2 separate regions of the Homo sapiens genome follow, and region 2 is linked to region 1. The links are chromatin loops, found by intact Hi-C in ENCODE. Cell type or tissue: Panc1. All regions are shown on one strand.

What was found. A loop is a pair of places that touch in the nucleus more often than their neighbours do. Peaks named below come from ENCODE experiments on the same cell type or tissue, not always from the same donor. Only the 100,000 strongest peaks of a DNase experiment are listed, where the experiment ranks them.
Region 2: it touches region 1 in a loop (2.7-fold over the local background); 3 of 110 quality-filtered maps call a loop at or near these places.

Annotation. Positions count from the first base shown.
Region 1 is chr1:185,677,231-185,685,230 of GRCh38, forward strand. It overlaps LOC107985239 (a long non-coding RNA gene), which reads left to right. Exons shown (of 3, transcript XR_001738340.2): 2 at 2,219-2,325; 3 at 3,474-3,675. Among named protein-coding and RNA genes, the nearest start is that of GS1-204I12.4, 35 kb to the left of the region's middle. In Panc1, CTCF peaks have their summits at 4,007 (motif pointing left) and 4,210; a DNase peak (open chromatin) is centred at 3,991; H3K27ac peaks cover 800 bases.
Region 2 is chr1:185,201,632-185,209,631 of GRCh38, forward strand. It overlaps SWT1 (SWT1 RNA endoribonuclease homolog), which reads left to right. Exons shown (of 19, transcript NM_017673.7): 11 at 1,023-1,168; 12 at 3,069-3,232; 13 at 4,994-5,132. Among named protein-coding and RNA genes, the nearest start is that of SWT1, 48 kb to the left of the region's middle. In Panc1, no CTCF peak of the experiment used is centred here; no DNase peak of the experiment used is centred here.

The sequences.
Region 1 (8,000 bases):
CATACAACCAGCCCTGCATGTCAGGTGGTTAGCTTTTGTTTTGAGATGAGCTGTAGAGGATTCAGAAGCTTTAGGGACTTAATAGCCATAAAGTGGGTTGGTTGACAAAGGTGCAGAATAAAAAGAGAGATCTAGAGGGCATTACTAACTTCTGAATGAAAGGTATGCATATCACTGGATTTTTACAGTAGCAGGTGATCATGAGTTACTGTTTTTAAACTTGCTCACTTTTGCCTTACGTAAGGGAGGTATTTTGATAAAATCCATGGTTACATTGTAAAATAATTATTCATCCATTAAAGCAATTCCAATGGTACTATTTTAGACATAAAGCATACCAATACTGTTTGTAGCCAAATTTAATAATGATACTACAAGAATTATTTTTCTACCCAAGAACTTTTTTTTTTCTCTTTTCCCTCCTTCAATTCCTGGCATGGGAGAGAGAATAATTTCTGTAAAACCGAAGTCTTTTCTCAAGACAACGTGATTATGCAGAACATTAGGTCTCCTTTTTTACCAAACAGGAAGTGCTTTGAACTTGTTGGATGATAACATGTCAGCATTTATTTTTGATGAACAACTCAAGAATATGAAATTGATTTGAATTAAAAATTATTTAATAAGTTTCATTTAATATTCATCCTTTGGAGCTGTAGTCAGCTCCAAATGAACTCTAATAATCTTTAAATCTGTTAAATCACTTTAATAATCTTCATCTTTTTAATTTAATTGATGTATTTATTGTCTTTTAATATCCAGAAAGATGACCATTTCTTACCTTGGAGAAAGGACATTAGGATTATATACCTCACTGGCTGAGTTTAGAAAAGTAGTAATTATCTTTCAGTGATAACAAGTGTATAGCTCATAATAGAAGAATTCATATTTCCTAAGATTTTTAAAGAAGTACTGCTCAATTTAGCAAAATTGTTACAGTTTTACAATTGCACCTCTTCTCTTTTTAGGTGTTAAATTGCATTTGGACTTTTATGGCTAAACAAAACAAATATTTCAAGAGGTAAGAAGGTACATGATGAACACACTTCCTTAGTTAAATGAAAATAAAGGAGTTTTAAAGAGGAAAATTGAACTAACCAAGTTGAAATAAGGTCTGAGGAAAATCTAGATCTCAGACACAAAGGAAATCTTTATCTTTTAAAAAATTCCAAAAGGCTTGCACTTATACCAAGCTTTTGAGTTGAGAATAAAGGCCAAATGCAATAAATTTAAAAAAAAAACCTGTTGGAAATGTTTAACGATATGCATGGAGACATATTCTTCAATCCAGATATGAGCTTGGAAATTTAATATGAAGCTTGTATTACTAAATGTGCAATTATAAAAGGGAGGATGTGCAGTGGCCTAGAATTTTCTGTACATGGGCTTGGACTTTGGGGAATGGAAGATTCGTGTTTGAATTCATGAATTCATGAGTTTTGTCATCATGTACACATCATGTCATTTGAGCAGCCTTAGCTTCCTCATCTGCAAAGGGACAAGACTATCAATTATTGCACTGACCTTTAAGACCATTTTCACCTTATTATTTTATAATTCTATGATTTATAATGGTAGTTTTTCTCTAGATAGCATTTTTCTGAGATCCAATTGGATCCTTTGATCCTTTGAGATACAATATTTTTGCATTTAAAATAACATATGGCATCCTTTCAATTACCTGAAGAAACAGAAAAAGGTTTATTTCAACTTTAAGAAGACTTATTTTTAATAATCCTGAAATTTTGAGGCATTAACTATTACTAGACACAGACCAGATTAGGAACTGGGGCTTATTAACATTTTGCTCTTCTGAAATTTTTATCATTAAGTCATTTTTGTGAAGAAGTTTCAAATAACATGGTTAAAATTCTCAGAGAATAACAGAAATGAAAATGAGTAAGATCAACATCAAACCACCACTATCCATCCTGACAAATGCCTTATAGTTCCAAAAATTCTCACAAACTGTTTCATAGATTTGGGCCTTGATCCCATCACCATTCCAGGAAAAAACAAATACCTACGTGAAGCAAGTTGGTAACTTAGTCATAACTCTTAAGATAGCTCTTGCGTTAGGGAAGCTGAAGTGTGAAAAGACAATGAGGATTTCCTTTCATTTGGCAGGACAAATAGGATTATAGAGTAAATCCATTGAAGAGGAAGAGAAACAAGGCACCTTGACCCTGACTGAACTTCCTTGTGTGATTCCCCCCAGGGGTGAGGAGAATGAGCTGACAGATTCTCAGTAATGCAGCCAAGGATGTGAAGAGGCAGGTCCGGAGCTTGCTGGAAGGACCAACTGTGCACACTCACGTTGGCAAGGTAATGAGTGGGAAGACAATACGTGCTCCAAAGCATCAAATGGCCTTGCTGTCCCTCTAAGCTTCTTCCTCTATTATATAACATCCTAACAAGGTTTTAATGAGAACCCAAATAGTGTTTTATTTAGCTGTGAACTGTAAACCACTTGGATACACTCTCCACTGGCAAAGTAAAATAACAGTTTTTATTACACCTGTGGTATAGATAGAAGGATAATGTAGCCAAATGAAAATCTAAAACAATCGATTGTTTCTGCAGCAAGTCTTTTGCTATGATTTGCCCCAAATATGCAACTTGATGGCTCAGCTTCACTCCCTTTCCTTTCTTTGACTCATGAGATTCAAAGAGCTCTAGAATGTTAAGGAGAGTCAGAAGGAACAGGACAGGAAATAGAGCAGTAAAAAGAAGAAAAGGTGCTAGATTTTATACAACCTGGGCAATCAGGACAGAAGTTTCTAAGACTTACTGCTTCAAATACTCTTCAAGGATCAAACTAATTAAATCAAACAATGTGAAAGGGAGGACAGTCATATTCATTCATTCATTCATTCATTCATCATTTGTTAAGTTACTCAACAAATGAATGTTTTATCGCCCACTGTGTCCTTGCTACAGCCTAGAGGTGAACTTGTGTCCATGACTCTTTCCTTCCTCTATAAACAGGTTCAGCTCCTCACCTGCCCTCCCCCTTGGGCTCAGACACCTGAAGCACACACTTCGCTGCATGCACTGCTACCTCTGCCTATCTTCCCAGGCTGGCTTCCTGAATGCCACTGGCTCTTCTTATCAGTTCACTGAATCTTTGCTCCTACCCTTGGTTTGGGTCCCATTCTTGTCTTCGTCATCTCCTTGAACTTAACCACTAGCTGAGCAACCCCTGATGAACATGATCTTCAAAATTCTGTTTTTTACTTCTCTAACACTCTCTCACTTATGAAGGCTCTCTTTCACCATGAGGTCACACGGCTCTGGCACAGTGCTTAGCACACATTAAGCCCTTACTCTATGTTTATTGAATAAATGAATGAGGGCCTTGGAGCCTCTTTGGCTCCTTCTACCCTTTCTCTGAGCCACAGATGTCACTTCCCCTCTGCTGTCACCTACAGCAACCAGCGTGCCCCACAGACTCACTTCCTATGTACTTTCAGCTCCGGAATCCCAGCTGAGCCAAGGCCCTGGCTTTACTTTACCTGGGAGAAGAGATCAGACCTCTACCCTCCGAAATAGCTGACCATTCATCTGGCAAATAATGGAACACCCTGACTGATTTCCTTGTGTTGGCTGTGTTAAAATAGCTTAATAATCTCCATGCAACAGAACTCCCTTGAGTAAATGTGAGTTTCAGACCCATCAGTGTTTGTGGCAATTATTCTGAACTGTTTTCCTTTAGCTAACCTGCTCGCATTTCTATCCTTCCCCTCACTTCCCAGATCTTACTTAGCTCAGCCTTCCAGGTACCCTTTCTTTTTTTTTCCTGAAAATTTTTTTTTTATTTTATTTTATTATTATTATACTTTAAGTTTTAGGGTACATGTGCACAATGTGCAGTTTAGTTACATATGTATACATGTGCCATGCTTGTGTGCTGCACCCATTAACTAGTCATTTACCCTTTTAATCTGATCTCTTGGAGCTAGTGTTTGTTTCTGACCTCTGATTCCTGATTTATGGCTCCCTCTTGTGGATATTGGCTTGGGTTTGCTCCACCAATGTATTCAGCCGAATTGGTTCTGAACAGCCCCTTCCCAAGCAAGGAGAGGTTTGAATAATTATAATATAATGATATAGTAATATGATACAACAGAAGTATGGCTAAGGTATATTACACATAAGGAAGGCCTAAGTCTGTCTGGGAGAGTCAGGTTAGCTATACAGAATTGTGAATTGGAAGGAGAAGTGGGAGGTTTCCAGGTAGACAAAAGGAAAAGATTGTTGGGTCATAGGACAATATACTTTGGTAATTAGGGTAATGGAGCCAGGAAAAAAGGGAGTCCAAGATAGGGTTCAAGCCAGGTTTCTGACTTCAGCAGCTAGGTGCCGGCCCCATATTAGAGAAAGCTGCAAGTTTAGAGTTGGTAGGTACTTATCTTGGTTTAATATGATACTTCATAGATAATGGAAATTACTACTAATACTATAAATTACTAGCCTTAAATATTCTTAAATATTTTGAACACATAGTTGAATATTTATAAGTGTCATTTACATTCAGGTAATTGATCAAAATATTATTTTGGCCACCATTAAAAGAGTTTTCCCAGTTTTTTTTTTTTTCTGTAGACCTCCGTGGTCATCCAAAGTCATTGATCAAGATACATATTTTGGCTTTAATGTACTCTTAGAAAAATGAAACTATATATGGATGCCCTTGTATATTATAGGCTTTTAGTATTTGACCCTGTTTCATTAGTCCAAACTTATGAGATTTATTCACGTGTTCATTTCATAAGAACGTTTTCGGCTTCTTCAAGGTGCAGGCCCTGTGTAATACCATGATGGTGAAGATCATATAAAATTGGGCCTATCTAGTGCGGCTATACTGGAAAATTTGCAACAGTGATCTTCCCTTCTGCTTCGTTATGCTCTATGAATTGTTAGTAGCTTTTGCAAAGTATACTTTACCTTAAAATTGATGGAATTAAATGTGTTGAAGGATAGCTCTAGCTATTGGGCTGTGTCATCACTGAGCAAGATTTTCATAGGTTCTGAAATATTGTCACTGCAGTGGCACCAATAAAATTAAGTTCAAAGTTATGGTAAAAGAGCAAAGTGAGTTAAGTGTATATTCTTTGAAAATACTCTTTATTTGATGTGAATTCTTCTTGACAGACAATGTAATTTTACTCAAAATTGAGGTCGTAATCTGCCTCGAAGAGAAAAATGCCACAAAACTAGAGCATATTATTCATCTTACCTTATCATGAGGTTGATTTGTTTATCTGTACTTAATTTTGGATTGGGAGAAGGTGAGTAGAGACCCATGTCACCTACTACTTACTTAAACCTGTCAGAATTTACAACTTTCATATCATTAGTAGAACAAATAATATGCATATATATTTTGCTTTTAACTTTTTAAAAATGGAAATAAGCCCCAGGGAAGAAACAAAAGTTGTTTTATCTTCAGTTAACTTAATATTTAACTTAAATGGGCCTAGCAACCATTTAAAATATCAATGCATTTAATTTCATTTATGAATACGGTATGTAAAATGAACACACAAATGCTAGATTACTACAGGGATACTAACTTTGTTGTTTATTTCAACTGGATCCTAAAGGGAATAATAATAAGAAAATAATTTTATGTGTGTGCGCACATGTGCATAGCCATCCTTGCGTTTTCTCCTGGTCTTTCATGGAGACCCCAAAGAATGAAGACAGTTGTTAATAGGGAGCATATGGTACCCAGCACAGTGTCTCTCACACAGTGGGGGACTCAACAAATATATGTTGAACCAGTGGAATTGCATCTGTCAGATCATTTTGCTTAGTAGAGAAGGCAGCTACCAAGCTTCTGTTCTGCTGAAATTAATGTTGCTTTCATTGAAATCTGATTTTCATAGGCTTTGGTTTTTCATTTGCAGAGATGATGTACAGTGTCTATTTTTTCACCAGGCATTGTAATTGTAGCTGATGAAAGAATGATTAGACAGACACACACAGTCCTTGCCCTTAATTGGCTGTCTCATTGGGGTGATATAGACCAACAGTGGCAAAATGATGTGATGATGGAATGAGTCAAGTGACTGGGAAAGCAAGCAGGCCACTTGAGTTCCAGAGAATGGGCCTGGGAGTAGGGACCCCAGAAAAGACTTGATGGAGGGCAGGAGTCCAAATGCATCTTGACATTTTTCTTTTCTTCCTTTTTAAAAACCTTTTGTAATGGAAATTTTCAAACATATACAAAGTAGAGAGATAATTTAACAGCTATCCTCACATAACCAATCTTGTTTTATCTATACTTCCTCACTCCCTACAACCCCTCAATAGGCTACTTTATTTTAATTAATTAATTTAAAGGAATTTATTTCTTACAGTTCTAGAGCCTGAGAAGTTCAAGGTCAAGGGGTCACATCTAATGAAAGCCTTCTTGCTGGTGGGGACTCTGCAGAGTCCTGAGGTGGTCCAAGGGGGTATCACATGGTAAGGGGGCTGAGCATACTACTGTGTTAGCTCAGGTCTCCCTTCTTTCTTTTCTTTGATGACATGAAACAGAGTCTTGCTACATTGCCCAGCCTGGACTTGAACTTCTGGGATCAAATGATCCTCCTGCCGCAGCCTCCGAGTAGCTGAGACCACAGTTGCTTGCCATAGAGCCCAGCTAAATAGACTATTTTAAATCCAATTTCATCTTATTTCATATTATTTCATCCATAAATATTTTAGTATGTATCCATAAAAGATCATCTCATTTTTACAAATAATTACAATACTATTCTCACCTAGAAATTAATAACAATTTCTTAATATTTTCAAATATCCAGTAAGATTCAAATTTCTTCTGTTGTTTCATGATTTTTTAAAAGGTAGTGTGCTTGAAACAAGATTTAAACAAGGCCCACACCCTACCTTTTGTTACTATCATATCAGAGTGTGTTTTGAATAGCATGAAGAACTATCCAAGGGAGTGTATGCCTTATGTAGGCAGGTGCTTATTTTGTGTTTCATTCACTGTTTCGTTATTGTTGTTGTCATGGTTGTTTACTGCTTTGGTTACTTATAACCTAGAACAGTGCTTAACACATAATAGGTGCTCAAAAATGTTTGTTGTATGAAAGGATGAATAAAAGAATGAGGTAGGGAGGCATTTCAAGCTGAGGGAGCAGTGTGAGTGTGAAGGTCTGAAGACCTGTGAGATCATAATGCATCTGCAGAACTATCCATTATATGTATGGCTGGAGCATAGAATCAAGGTGATAGTAGGACATGTGACTGAACCTAATTAGGGACCAGCTCATCCAGTGCTAAGCAGACTGATTTGGAACTTTTGAAGAATTTTCAGGAGAGGAGTGACATGATCAGATTTGCATTTTGGAAAGATAGTGGTTTCAAGTTGTGCCTGAGAGACCAGGAGATCCCTTGTAGATGGTGTCACATTCAAAACAACACCAATCAGGCAATGAAAATTAATTCAACGGAGTTTAAATGTTTATTGCAATGTCCCAAGAAAATTCCTTGCTATGTCGCCCATGCTGGAGTGCAGTGGTGCGATCTCAGCTCACTGCAACCTACAACTCCCAGGTTCAAGTGATTCTTGAGCCTCAGCCTCCTGAGTAGCTGGGACTGCAGGCACACACCACCAGGACCAGATAATTTTGTATTTTTAGTAGAGACAGGGTTTCATCATGTCGGCCAGGCTAGTCTCAAACTCCTGATATCAGGTGGTCTGCCCACCTCGGCCTCCCAGACTACTGGGATTACAGGGGTGAGCCACCATTCTTGTCATAGTAAACCTCTTCAAATTTTCTCCCTGACATCTCTTTCCTGCCAAAATCTGTCATGTGAACTTCATTCACGTACGCTGTCTTGAATTCGTCACCTTTTATCCTTTGCTCATCTATTTTGTATTCCTGCTTCTGGCCAGTAGTCCTGTAATATAAATCCAGATAAACTTCAGGCTTTTTCCATTTCCTCTTGGCCCATCAGGCCAGATGGAAGTCTTCTCAGTTCCA
Region 2 (8,000 bases), 480 kb before region 1:
GCAGAAATCACCTGCTTTCTGCATTGATCTAGCTGGGAGCTGCAGACTGGAGCTGTTCCTATTCTGCCATCTTGCCAGCTGCCAACCTAGAGCACTCTCTCCCTTAACTTTCCAGCTGCCCTGGTCAACCTTGAACATGGTTCTTTGACATTTCAAGCCACTAATACTTGTCACACTTGATGAATTGGGAAATGCCCTCAGGTAAAAAGAGACTTGTAGTTCTCGCTATGCATTTTCTGTGTCTTCAGGGTAGACTCCCACTCCAGCTTCTGCCTACATTCTGTTGCTTTCTAGTGCCTTCAAATAGTTAATATATTTTTTTTTTGGTTTAGATTTTATAATTCTCATTCGTAGTAGGGTTAGTGTGACCAAACTACTATGCCATTAACAGAAGCTGGAAGCCTACTGGCCTCCAGAACAATTTAATAAACACAGATACGATCATGTCATTTTCCCACTGAAGCCCTTAAGTTTCCTGTTTTTTAATGCCCTTGTCGTTCTCTATAACCTCATAAACTGGTCTCATGCACTATGTTCTAATCATATTGGCTTCTTTCAGCAAACAGCAAGTTTGTGCTATTTGTCTTATGCTTAATCTGAGTAAATTTGTACTTGTCTGCCTACTGTGAATTATTTCTCATACATAGCTCTCTGTTTATTTCTCTTTGGATAATCACATTCCTGTATTCAAATCCAGCTCCCACTTACTGGGTGTAACTTTGGACAAGTTACTTAACTTTACACCTCAATTCCCCATCTGTGAAATGGGGGTAAAGTTAATACTACTCCTACCTCAGAAGTTTGTTGTGAGGATTAAATAGATTTATATATATATATATAAAGCACTTTAGAATGGTGCCTAGTACCCAAAGCTCATATTTTTTTAAAAAAGTTGTTATTCTTTCTTAAGGTATAGGCTGAGAATCACCTGCCTCTGACTAGATCTCATGTGTTTTGATTTGCCATGTGGTTTACCTTATAAAAAATATTTTTTCCTCCTAATCCCAACCTCCCAACCTTAGGGATGATAGAAACTTAAGAAACAAAGGCCTAATAAGTGGTGTGAAGTCACTCAGTAAAGAAGAATTGAGTGCAGAGTTATTACACTTATCTCTGAACACAGATGTGTGTCATCAGCCTTGTATTCCTAAGCAACAGTTGAAAGCAGGTAGTATTTTTACTATAAATAATTAGAGATATATCTTATTTTATACACTAAGATTATTTATAACATTAGAATCGATAGTAAATTTTTATTTTGTACATTTAAAATAACATCGTTTGGAATACTTGCTGGCATGTAAGTCATTGAATAAATGGAAGTTATGATGGTAATCCAAAAGAAAACATAATTAACATTATTACCTTCTATATGTACTTTTACAAATTAATTTGATGTTTTTGTCTGCACGCTTACATACATTTTTACATTATAATCACTGTGTACATGCTAATTTGTACCTTGCAGAGTGTACCTGTATTTTTCACCTTCATTTTCTTCAAGTGAAACAGAGTATTCCTTTTAAATTAATAGCAGTTATAGGAGATATTTAGTTGACATAGAGATAATTTTTTAGTTTCTTTTTTAAGTTGGCTTTCTATTTATAACCTATTAATATGATAAAAACTCAGCTAGCAATAGAGAAACTTGTTGGAATCTAGTAATAGTTTTCTTTTTAAAAATTTTAAACTAATAATCAAGAAGTAACAGGCCGGGTGCACTGGCTTACGCCTGTAATCCCAGCACTTTGGGAGGCCGAGGCGGGTGGATCACCTGAGGAGTTCGAGACCAGCCTGGCCAACATGGGGAACCCCTGTCTGTACTAAAAATACGAAAAAATTCGCCGGGCGTGGTGGCGGGCGCCTGTAATCCCAGCTACTCGGGAGGCTGAGGCAGGAGAATTGCTTGAACCCAAGAGGTGGAGGTTGCAGTGAGCCGAGATTGTGCCATCGTACTCCAGCCTGGGCAACAAGAGCAAAACTCCGTCTCAGAAAAAAAAAAAAAAAGTAAGGACAATACTATTATTTCATTTTTTTTCACCAGAATAATCTGTTCTGTAGCTTGATATTTGAAGAAATATTTTATTAAACCTGACATTATTTATAAGTACATCCCACCTTTCCCCTCTTTGGGGAAAATGATTATTGAAGTCTCTAATATATGTGCATTTTATATATAATTGTGAAAATAGTCATATATACATATATACTACTTATTTACCCTTTTTGGAAATAACGTTTTTGTCATAATATTCAAAATGGCCTTTGAAGGAATAACAGGATATTCTAGTTTACAGTTTTTCAAGGGTAGTGTGCCTTTAGCTTGTCCACTTTGTAGAGATAAGCCACTTAATATTTTTAATTTTGCCATAAGAAAATTACAGTTGTTTTCAAGTATCTAAAAAGTAATGTTAATGAAGTGATATCACTTAAAATAATAAAAGCTCCTTTTAAAGGAGGAGGGCATGAAGATAGTTAAGCTGGAAATTTATTGATGTGGGCTGAGTTTAGAAAAATATTCCGTTTTTGCCAGCTACTCGGGGTGCTGAGGCAGGAGAATCTCTTGAACTCAGGAGGCAGAGGTTTCAGTGAGCCAAGATCGCGCCACTGCATCCAGCCTGGGCAACAGAGCGAGACTCCGTCTCAAAAGAAAAAAAAAAAGAAAAATATTCCATTTTTGGAAAAAAACCCATTTTGATCCATAGTTCTTGGTTTTTTGTTGTGAATAAATCCAAGGCATTCTTGTAACTCTCTTTGGAAAATAATAAAATTAAATTGTAGTTGAAATATCGCATACATTTCTTACATTTTTATTTGAGTAAAAATATTATTTAATTGCCTGTTAAAAAGATAAAACATTTGTTAAAGTAATATATTTATGTTGCATCTAAAGCAACTATAATAGAGATACATGTTTCTAAATTGTTTTGAAAATAAAATATTTGTTTGTTTTATATATAATTAAAATATATACATAAAATGTTTACTGTTTATGGCAATATACTAATTATATGTATAATAATTACTGTTAGCATTCTAAATAAAGTCTGTAACTATTTGTTTTAAAGAAACAACACCCTTGAAAGAGAGCTATAAGGAGGAATCTACAAATTCTGGACTGTCCATTCTGCTTGAGAGCATTGTATCTGATCTTGAAAAATCTCTTGGAACAGGTTTATCTTCAATATTAGAAACAGAAATGAAAATTGCTTTTGGAAACCTTTGGATGGAGGTGATTAGTTGAACTCTATTAGTTGAAAATTTCTTTTTTATTGCTGAAGATTTGTTATCTTAAGAAATATTACTTGTATAAAATGCATACGCTTCATTGAATAATCTGTATCATGTTACATTTTTCTTCAAGTTTTTGAAATAGTTTTTTGACAGTTAAATGATGGACATTTCTTAATGGTTAGGAATATATGTTATTCTTTTTTTTGAGCAAACAGATATTTATTTTGCATCTGCTGTGTGTCAGATGCACTGTCCCATGGTGCTTAAATTGAATGAAAAAAAACTTGTCTATTTAATTTGAGTCAAAATGTCTAATATAAGGAATCTCTCTAGCAATATGTATTCAGAAAAAGAAGTATGTATTTTTGCTTGTGCCATGTAAATGTAAGAATCAGAGTATAAGTTGATTGTATTAGTAAGATATTTTGAAATTTCTTTGGATTCACACCTTTTTGACAATCAGTAAAACTCTAATAATAATGGTTTCAAAAGTTCAGTGTTTTTTGTTTTGTTTTGTTTTGAGACGGTGTCTCGCTCTTGTTGTCCAGGCTTGAGTGCAATGGCATGATCTTGGCTCACTGCAACCTCCGCCTCCCAGATTCAAGTGATTCTCCTGCCTCAGCCCCCCAAGCAGCTGGGATTACAGGCATGTGACATCACGCCCAGCTAATTTTTGTATTTTTATTAGAGACGAGGTTTCACCATGTTGGTCAGGATGGTCTTGAACTCCTGACCTCAAGTGATCCTTCTGTCTCAGCCTCCCATAGTGCTGGGATTACAGGCGTGAGCATTTATAGCTAGGAGAAACATGATTTTGCATCAATCATAGCTTGTATCTATTCCAGCTGTTCTGTGAGATTCTAATATTTGCCAGAACGGTGCATTTGCTACTTGATTATATTGACAAAGTTGAACCAAAATGATGACGAATCATCAGAAGATACTAGGAGTGTTGATATCTCATAGTAGAGATAAGGAAAGTAATTGTATATATGTGAGTGATTCAGAAAAGGAAGTGCTGACATCTTATAGAATTAAATGATCAATGTTTTTAATAGGCATGTCTTTGCAAGAGTGTAACAAGTGACAGTTGTCACTGACATCTTTTTTCTTCTCTTTTTTTTTGAGATGGAGTTTGGCTGGAGTGCAGTCGCGTGATCTCGGCTCACTGCAACCTCCTCCTTCCGGTTTCAAGCTATTCTCCTGTCTCAACCTCCCAAGTAGCTGGGAATACAGGTGTCTGCCACCAGGCCCAGCTAATTTTTGCATTTTTAGTAGCTATGGGGTTTCACCATGTTGGCCAGGCTGGTCTCGAACTCCTGACCTTGTGATACGCCCACGTCGGCCTCCCAAAGAGATAGGATTACAGGCATGAGCCACCGAACATCTTTTTTCTATACTGATTTTCACCCAGTTACATGAAATAATTAGATTAATTTTCTTATAGCGATGACTGCGTTGACAAGTAGATTGAAGGACCTTAGCTGATAAAACTATGTTTCCTCTGATTAGATGTATGTTTTTCTTTTTTGCACAGTTTCTGAAACTATTAAGATTAATACTAACATGAGTTTTACAAAAGCAATTTGCAATGGAATTAGCATTTTAATGTTATGATTGACTTTACATCTTTTAATTTAAAAAGAATCCAACTAATTATATTTTGCTCAAAATATATGTAGGAATTCCTAAATAGGTACTTTTTAATAATTGGAATAATAAATCTAGAGATGTTAATTTTTTTCTACATACTCTTTAGATCCTGTACCTGAAACCACCATGGACTCTACTACATTTACTACAGTGCTTTAAAAAACATTGGTTGGCTGTATTTGGATTAGTTATGGAAAAGAACTTGCTTTTAACTATTGAGAGCCTATACAAAAATCTCCGTAAAGGTATGAATCTTTTATTTTTCTCTTTAGCAGTGTTGTATTAAGTCAGACTAGCAGATATATTTCCTGGGATGTGAAGATAAATTAATGAAGAATTTGTTAATTAGTTCTTAATCATTTATACTTCTAATTTATAAAGGTATTTGTGGAAACTGGATGAACAGATGCAGCTCATAGAGCTATGTATTTGTGGAAACTGGATGAATAGATGCAGCTCATAGAGCTTGTGACTGTAAATGGTATTGTTGATATTTCAAAATATTGTGAATATATAATTTTTGATGATGTCTACTTTGAAAACTTTTAAAACCATGTTTTACATTCTGTTCAGATACACCAATAGAATTAATTAGACTTTTTTCGTTTCTTACAGTGTTTAACACAAACTTTGAGCACATTTCATGTACTAATTTTCAGAATAGTGTGTCAAGGTTTCTATTTAAACTATATAGATAAGGAACAGGAAACCTTTGGCTTTGGTGTATAGTGAATTTTAGAACTGGAAGAGACCACAGTGAACAACTTAGTTGTTTTTTAAACTATATTGAACAGAACTTTTGGCTTCTTGAAGTGCCTCTGCTGCCACAGATGGATGATGGAAAGATTGAAGGGGGAGCCCAGTAGGTGGTGCCTTTGGCCCTCAACCCCAACTTTAGCCAGAGCAGCTTTTAAAAATTTCTTTATGGAGATTCTATATAGGACTTGGAAAAAAGTTTATCTGCTGTGAGGAAAAAAATGTGAGAAAAACTGATCTAATGTTATTAAAGCCTATATTTTATGATCAAGTAAACTAGTCTTGAAACAGTAAGTGACTTGTTCAAATAACTAGATTTGTCTTGTTATGCCTTTAAAAGGCAAAGACTGGGCATGGTGGCTCATGCCTGTAATCTCAGCACTTTGGGAGGCCAAGGTGGGTGAATTGCTTGACCCCAGGAGTTCAAGGCCAGCCTGGGCAACATGGTAAAACTCCCTTTCTAAAAAAAATACAAAAGTTAGTCAGGTGTGTGGTGCATGCCTGTAGACCCAGCTACTTGGGAGGCTGAGGTGGGAGGATCATCTGAGCCTGAGAGGTAGAGGTTGCAGTGAGCCAAGATGGTGCCACTGCACTCCGGCCTGGGCAACAGAATGAGACCCTGTCTCAAAAAAACATATATATAATATAAATAAGCAAAGTGTGATTATTATTAAAGGTTCAGTTGGTACTTTGCTTTTTTCAAACTCCTCACATGAAGTGATGTGTTTATTATTTCATATATTAATTATATCCAGCGTACTTCTGAAGCATAACTCTGATGGCTTCTAACAACCTGAGTACAAGAGGGCCGTTAAATAATTAAATTATTAAAGGCACCAAGGCCAGATAATGAAGAATAGGAGATGATTAATCATGAATCATATGCAAATCATTATTGCAGCACTTGAGCCCAGATTCTAACCTTAAAATCTTCATAGAAGCTAGGAAAAAAAGGAAAAAAATTGCATATTCTATGATAGGTGTACCTTATTCTCTGTCTTTTCCTTGAAGTGTAAACTCTTTGAAAATGAGTTGTTCTCAGAGGAGTAAAGGGTAGAATAGTGATTACCAGAGGATGGGGAAGGTGCAGTGGTAGGGGATGATAAGAGATTGAGCAATATAAAAAGCTACAGTTAGATAGGAGGAATAAGTTCTGGTGTTCTGCTGCATTGTAGGATGACTAGAATTAACAGTTACGTATTGTGTATTTCAAAATAGCTGTAAGAGAATATTCCTATCACAAAGAAATGATAAATGCTTAAGGTCATAGATATGCTAATTACCCTGATTTAATTGTTACACAATTTATACATATGTCAAAACATCACATTGTACTCCATAAATATGTACAATTATTATGTGTCAACCATAAATAAAGTAAGTCGATAAATAAATATTTCCCCTAGGGGATTTAAAGCACCTAGTCATTTCCTTATGTCTCATCCATGTTAGATGTTCGATGAATATCTTTTTTTTTTTTTTGATCTCCTAACATGATGCATTTACTCAGGAGTAAGGAAAAAGGATTCTAATCTAGGATGCATAGCTGTGGCAAGCCACAAGTGCACCTGAAGAGGAGAGAGTAAGGGAAAGCTTTTATTGGCAAAAAGAAGTTCATACAAGCTGCTTAAAAACAGAGTTTATTGGTGCCTGAGGCTCAAAGTCAGAGTTGGCATTAGTTCATTGGTGGAGACACTGTTACTGGGCAAAAGTTTTTTCAAGAACGTCTTATCTGAACTGCTGTGGTCCTAAAGAATGTCTAGTGATAAACCCGGTTTAGAAATATGTGCATACATGCAAGACGTGGATCATGAAAAGCATGAGATGCATGAAGGACATGGAGGAATTTCTTGTGGGATTTTTTTAAGAAAATCCTTGAGACTGTTGTTATCTCAGAAATGCAAGCATGAGCTCCCCTCCTTCGTGCTATCCTGGCTCCAGTTTCTTATTTATTTATTTATTTATTATTATACGTTAAGCTCTTGGGTACATGGTGCAGAACGTCCAGGTCTGTTACATAGGTATACACGTTCCATGGGGGTTTGCTGCACCCATCAACCCATCATCTACATTAGGTATTTCTCCTAATGCTATTCTGTAGTCCCCCACCCCCTGACAGGCCCCAGTGTGTGATGTTCCCCTCCCTGTGTCCATGTGTTCTCATTGTTCAGCTCCCACATATGAGTGAGAACATGTGGTGTTTGGTTTTCTGTTCTTGTGTTAGTTTGCTGAGAATGATGGTTTCCACTTTCATCCATGTCCCTGCAAAGGAGATGAATTCATCCTTTTTTATGGCTGCATAGTATTCCATGGTGTATATGTGCCACATTTTCTTTATCCACTCTATCATTGAAGGG